Regions from separate parts of the Homo sapiens genome. Here region 1 is linked to region 2. A link is a contact called in ENCODE Hi-C data. All regions are on one chromosome and are shown on one strand. The core of a region is the stretch at or near the end of the contact, and the rest is flanking DNA. Distances in the headings are between cores, read along the strand shown. Region 1 holds the start of GPATCH2L (G-patch domain containing 2 like). Region 2 holds the start of DCAF4 (DDB1 and CUL4 associated factor 4).

Region 1 (3,205 bases), core at 590-3,089, 3.2 Mb before region 2:
CCAAGAAATTGTAGTGACCCAGGTTTGAAGTCAGAATGGAGAAGAGACTAAGTTTGCGCCCATTCTGGTACCAACTACCACCTGGAAGCTACCAGGTATAGAACCTTATACAGTATGTCATATATTTTTGAATAATTAACAATTTTTAAGCCCCTCTCCTACCCTCCAGAAAATAAATGTTGGTCCTAGTTATGTGCTTCAGTGCCACACAATCACAGAAAACTAGGATACAATAGCAGCTGAAATGACAGGGATAGGGTGAAGTTTCTAAGATTTCTGGCCAAACTGCTTTCCAAAATTTCTTATTTTTCTGTTCATCCTCAAACCAAACATCACACTTCAGGGGTCACTTCAGAGACAAACATTTCAAGAAATGACAGTAGTAGGAGCAATCTTCAAAATTCCCCCTTAAGGGGAAATATTTAATTTGTACAGCATCTAATTAAATACATATTAAATTTTTAGCACTTTTCTCTTGCCTCTATGCCCAAAGTATTTCAAGATCAGCTTAAAATTCTAAGTGGTGCCACTCTCTGACCATATTCCCATTCATTCAGTTTTCACTTTGCAAAGGGCTTTCTAAAACCTATTTTCATGCTGTGCCTATGCCAATGAACTTAAAGACAGGAAAACAGTCCTCTGGCTTATCTGCCACACCTGTAGGAGCAATAGTGACACCTACTTCCAAAACTACCATACAAACGAAGCTTCTCAAAGTGTCCAAAAGCACATACATTTAAACAAGACCAAGTTCTTTTAAGCATTAAGAAGTGGTTTATCAACACCTGTGAAAAGAAGGGGAAAAAATGGGAAAAAAAAAAGTGGATTAAAATGCCATGATTGAGGTTTGGGAGACAACTGTCCCTAAGACCAAAATAAAGAAACAAGTGGGAACAGCATGTCAAAATCTACTTCCCTAATAAAGAATTACTGCTTTAAAAACTCAGGCAACAAAAATACAAAAAACAAAAACAAAAGAACAAATAAAAACCTCAGGCAGAACAGCACAAACTTGAACATGGAACGAAGTCATCAAACAACTTGCAGTCGAATGCCTGTGCAGAATCCTTTCCTGCCTCAAAGCCTGTAATTCCAACAGTAGTGACAAAAGAACCCTAGAACTCCCCATCTCCAGTCGCGGATGCACACTCTCGAGAGGACCCGGCGGCCAGGCACGCACCCGGGCAGAGATGAGGCTGAGTCACGCACAGGAAGGAACGGGTAGCTGGTGGACAGCAAGTAAGAAGAGAGACAGGAGCAGGGTGGAAGTGAGGGGCGGAGTAGGAGGTGGGAGAGGCAGGAGGCAACTGCTCATTTGGGCTCACGAGGGGCGGGGATCGGCTCTTCTAGGGCAGAAACTGCCAAAATGCAAGTCTTGGCGACTGAGCTCCCTCCGGGATCGGGGGTCGCAACATGGCCACATATATGACAAAAACTGTGTTTCGAAGGACTCTCCACCACGCCCCGGCCCGTCCCTGAGGGCTGGGGCGACCATGGCTCGGGACACCAAGCCCTCAGGCTGCAGCCCGCCCCAGAGAGGCAGAAAGAAGAAAGGGGAAGAGGGGGCTGTGGCCCCGGAGACGGCCCGACCCACATCCCCAGGGATGGGGACAAGGGCCCTGAAAAGCAAGGCCCCACCACCCTCACCCTCCGGCCGTCTGCCGCAGCCCCAAGACGCCCTTAGCCGCTCAGCCGCGGCTTGGCGCTCCGATCCCCTCTGGTACTAGCCCCCAGGACCCCAACACTCTCAACCCATTCCTCCCCCTCACCAGCTGCCGCAGCCACCTCCAACGGCCGCCGCTTTTTGGGCCGACTCTCACCGCCGGGGCTTCCCTCTCTGACCTCATTTCCGGTCTGGGCCGGAGGGGTGGGGCGGTGGCGAGTGGGAGGGGCTGGCTGCACGATTGGGCCCCTGACCCAGTGCTTCCGCCCGTGGCCACACCCACTTCCGCCCCGCGGTGGGCGGAGCCACAGGAAGCCAGGAGATGGGGCAGGGGACAAGGAGGGGTGTTGAATAGGGTCTGGCCGGGAAAGGGCGTCTCAGGGGTTGAGGTGCCCCACGTGGGGAAAGACCCCTGCATGCTGGCCTCATCTTCCTTAGGGGCTTCCAGAAATTGGGCGCTAGGCAGGGATGTCAGCTTATCTCTTGCTTTCTGACCTTTTTAATGGGTCTGTGAAGTTGAGGGGAAATGGATCTTAATGACGTCTACCCTGTGAGCTGGTACAACCTTTGGAAGAGGTTGTTTTGCACTGAGTTACTCAGAACATTTCAAATTGCCTTGAGCAATAAAACAAGTGATATTGGATTATAACTCAAAGTACAAAAGAAATATTCATGAGCCCATGCCGATATAAGTGATTGAATAAATTAACGAATGAGGAAGAAGAGATAAATCCCCCACAGAAGAATCTCAAATAACTTATGTAGACAGCCATCCTGCAGCATAACTTCTGCCTCCTTAAATGTGGGCTGTGCATAGTGACTTCCTTCCCAAAAGTACAACATCTGTAAAGGGGAAAATGAGTGATTTTACAGGGGAGAAACCTGGCAAACAGTAATTCAGCCAGGTGATCAAGACTATGTGCTAAATCATGTTGATAGTATGTGGAATGATATATGATGAGAATGGCACTTTATGGTACTTTCCTTCCAAATCTCATAACCCAGTCTAATTATAAGAAAAAAAAATCAGACAAACCCGAATTGAGGGACATTCTGCAGAGTGCATGACCAGTATTCTTCAAAATTGTTAAGATCAGCAAAGGCAAGGGAAGTCTAAGAAACTCAGAGCCAAGAGGAGCCTAAGGAGGCATGACAATGTAATATGGTGTCCTGGGTGTGACGCTGCAATTGAAAAAAGAACATTAGGTAAAAACTAAGGAAATCTGGATAAAGTATCAACTTTAGTTAATCATAATGTATCGGGCCGGGTGAGGTGGCTCACGCCTGTAATCCCAGCACTTTGGGAGGCCGAGGCAGGCGGATCACCTGAGGTTGGGGGATTGAGACCATCCTGGCTAACAGGGTGAAAACCTGTCTCTGCTAAAAATACAAAAATTACATGGGCATGGTGGCACGTGCCTGTAATCCCAGCTACTCGGGAGGCTGAGGCAGGAGAATCACTTGCACCTGGGAGGCGGAGGTTGCAGTGAGCCAAGATCGCACCATTGCACTCCAGCCTGGTCTACAAGAGTGAAACTCCGT
Region 2 (3,122 bases), core at 1-2,500:
AACAGGGATTCCACCTCTGTTGGTAGGACCCCCAGGCCTGGTTACCCACAGAACACCACCTCAGGCCGGGCGCGGTGGCTCACGCCTGTAATCCCAGCACTTTGGGAGGCCGAGGCGGGCGGATCACGAGGTCAGGAGATCGAGACCATCCTGGCTAACACGGTGAAACCCCGTCTCTACTAAAAATACAAAAAATTAGCCGGGCGAGGTGGTGGTCGCCTGTAGCCCCAGCTACGCGGGAAGCTGAGGCAGGAGAATGGCGTGAACCCCGGGGGCGGAGGCTGCAGTGAGTCGAGATCGTGCCACTGCACTCCAGCCTGGGCGACAGCGAGACTCCGCCTCAAAAAAAAAAAAAAAAAAAAAAAAAAAAGAACACCACCGCGACTCTAATTTCCATCGTTATTTAAAATCAGAGTTTGGGACTTTGGAATTGTTTCCTCTAGGAAGCCGTCCCCTCAGTTTTCTTTGCTTCTGGCTGCGCTGCTGGAGTCACAAGACAATGCCTGTAGAACACCATGGTGAAAGGCGTCATGGTTTCTGAAGCCCCCGGGGAGCCCACGAGGCGTGGCTTTCTCGCTAACTCACAACTCAGAGTGGAGGCGAGGGCCAAACCCAGGCCCCATCACTTGCTAGTTGTGCGCTACCCCGACGGACAACCAAACTGCACCCCTTTCTGCGTCTGACAAGGACATCATAGCGCTGGCAAATGTTAGCGCCTGTGAAGCCGGCAGCACAGAGCCGGCCACTTCGTAAGCTTCAACCACACCTAACCTGTTATGCTGACCTGAACATTCACAGGGGACACCGCCCCAAGGCCCGCAGCCCAGCCCCCGCCAGGTGTCGGGTGGGGCCTTCAGCAGCAGGTCTCAGAGAAGCGCTTAGAGAAACGCCCTCAGCGGCGACACTCGGGGTGCCCTCCCTGCGTGTTTACGGTTGCAGCACTGATCCGGCCGGAGGGCCCCACGCGCCCCAGAACGGGCGGAGCGCGCCGGCCCAGCTGCCACCTAGGCCCGGTGGCGCCGGCGTTCCACGTGCTCACTCCTCCCCGCCCCTCCCCGCCCCTTTCCCTGGCCTTCCTCGCCGCGCCTGTCTCCCACCCCGAGCTCTGCAGCGGGAGCGCGGCAGCCCTCGAATCGATGCCAGTAGGCACCCCAGGCAGCACAGTCTTACCTGTTCAGCGTGTCCCTTCCGGATTCCCCTCCGGCTCAGCTCTGCAGGAGTTGGAGCGAAGCGTGCAAGGACCCGGAAAGACCAAGGTGTAGCGTCAGCCAGTTAGGTGGATGCGTTTTGGTGTTGTAGCAGCCGATAGGGCTATAGCGGCCGTTCTTTCCTTCTCACTGGACGCGGCTTCTGTCTGTCGACGTCAATAGGGACGATCTCATGAAGAAGGCGGGGAGTGGGGCTTCGGCTCCTCCCAGGCCTGGCCTGTCTGGGGCGGATGCACGTGGAGGCTGGTCATGGAGCGCTTGGGGGTGGGGCCAGGCGCACGCGGGGGCGGGGCCGGGGGCTGCTCCCGGAGCAGCGGAACTGTCTGGAGACCCTTTCGTGAGAGACCGTGTCTTCCTCCCTCCGCAGGGTGATGCGGCCCTGGAGAAGTCCTCTCGCTGTAGTGGAAAGAGCGAAGGAGTCTGTGAGGCGAGGGACAGAAGTAACGTGATGTTACGACTGGCGGCGAAGTCTTCGGCAGTGGCCTCAGGCGGCCGAGGCCGCTGCCCTGGGTCTGCGTTCAGGGTGTAGCGTAGCGAGCCCTGACCGTGAAACCGGGGGGCCTCCGTGTTGGCTCCAGTACTGCTGCTTGCTGTGGGACCTAGGGCGAGTCTCTTCCCTTCTCTGTGCCTTGATTTCTTCTGTTGAGAGAAGGAATCGGATCTATCATTCTCATGTCCTCTCCAGCTTAGAGTTTGTTCAGACCACCAATATTTCTAGAATGACCTATGTGTGCTGTGCCTGTCCCAGGTATCAGCTGACGGTTATGAGATCTTATGAAAGGAAAACGGAAGCCTCTGATGGGCTTGTGTCCCGAAGAGACAGTTTGTGAGGACAGCTGGATTCACAGAGGCTAGGCTTGTTGGGGTCCAGCAGTAGGCCTGGTGTGTCATGCGGCTCCGTAACACAGGCCCCTGCCCGCGGCTTGGACCCGTTAGAAAGCAGGCGGTGGGGTTCACCCATTGCACGCCGTGCGAAGGCATTTCAGCTCTTAACCAGGAAGCTAGGATTTCAGGCTAAACTCCTGGCTCTCAGGAGTTTATAGATAAATGCAGTATGTGGAGCGGGGCCGGGTGATGAGGGAAATGAGAGAAGTGGGCATAGTCAGAATAAAGAACCGCTTCATGAAGCTTGAGCGGCCTTGAAGAGAAGGCAGAGAAAAATTCTAGCTGAACAAACAACGTGACTGGAGGCCGGTTCAAGCCGGCTGGATGGGAGGGGAGTCTTGGAAGGAAAACTCAGCAGGGTGGGTTGGGGCTTGGTGACGCAGCAATTGCCAGGGAAAGAGTAGTCAGGCCGGGTGCAGTGGCTCACGCCTGAAATCCCAGCACATTGGGAGGTTGAGGCGGGTGGATCACTTGAGGCTAGGAGTTCCAGACCAGCCTGGCCAACATGGCGAAACCCCCAACTCTACTAAAAATACAAAAAATTAGCCGGGCGTGGTGGCGGGCGCCTGTAATCCCAGCTACTCAGGAGGCTGAGGCAGGAGAATTGCTTGAACCCGGGAGGCGGGGGTTGCAGTGAGCCGAGATAGCGCCATTGCACTCCAGCCTGGGTGACAGAGTGAGACCCTGTCTCAAGAAAAAAAAAAGTAGACAATGGGAGGCTCTGAGGGTTCTAGAGTTGGGAAGTGACAGGACTAGAGCTGTGCTTCTGGGAAATCACCGTGTAGGGGGTTGGGGAGAAAAGATTGTGGAAGTCAGCTGGGAGACCCCTAAGGAACTTATTGCAGCAACAGTCCTTGTGAAAGGTAGTGAGGGCCAAACCAGGGTGGGGGTAGCCAGGATGGAAGGGGGGTACAGATGGGAGGCAGAATTCAGAGGGAGAATCGGCCAGACTTAACTCTCGGGGAGGAGTCAAGCTGGATTTTCCACTGAAGAGCCAGGGGACACTTGAGGAAGGTGGCAGGAGGAGTT

The links. A loop is a pair of places that touch in the nucleus more often than their neighbours do. Pooled maps may share reads with other maps.
Region 1: a pooled map shows a loop between it and region 2 (13-fold over the local background). The contact joins the promoter of GPATCH2L here to the promoter of DCAF4 in region 2. A Hi-C loop is called at or near these places in 5 of 50 pooled maps.

The regions. Positions count from the first base shown.
Region 1 is chr14:76,150,556-76,153,760 of GRCh38, reverse strand. It overlaps GPATCH2L (G-patch domain containing 2 like), which reads right to left and starts at 1,839. Exons shown (of 10, transcript NM_017926.4): 1 at 1,770-1,839.
Region 2 is chr14:72,924,592-72,927,713 of GRCh38, reverse strand. It overlaps DCAF4 (DDB1 and CUL4 associated factor 4), which reads right to left and starts at 1,250. Exons shown (of 14, transcript NM_015604.4): 1 at 1,171-1,250. RefSeq lists enhancers at 1-540, 1,212-1,481, 1,772-1,871, 2,272-3,122 and a silencer at 982-1,041.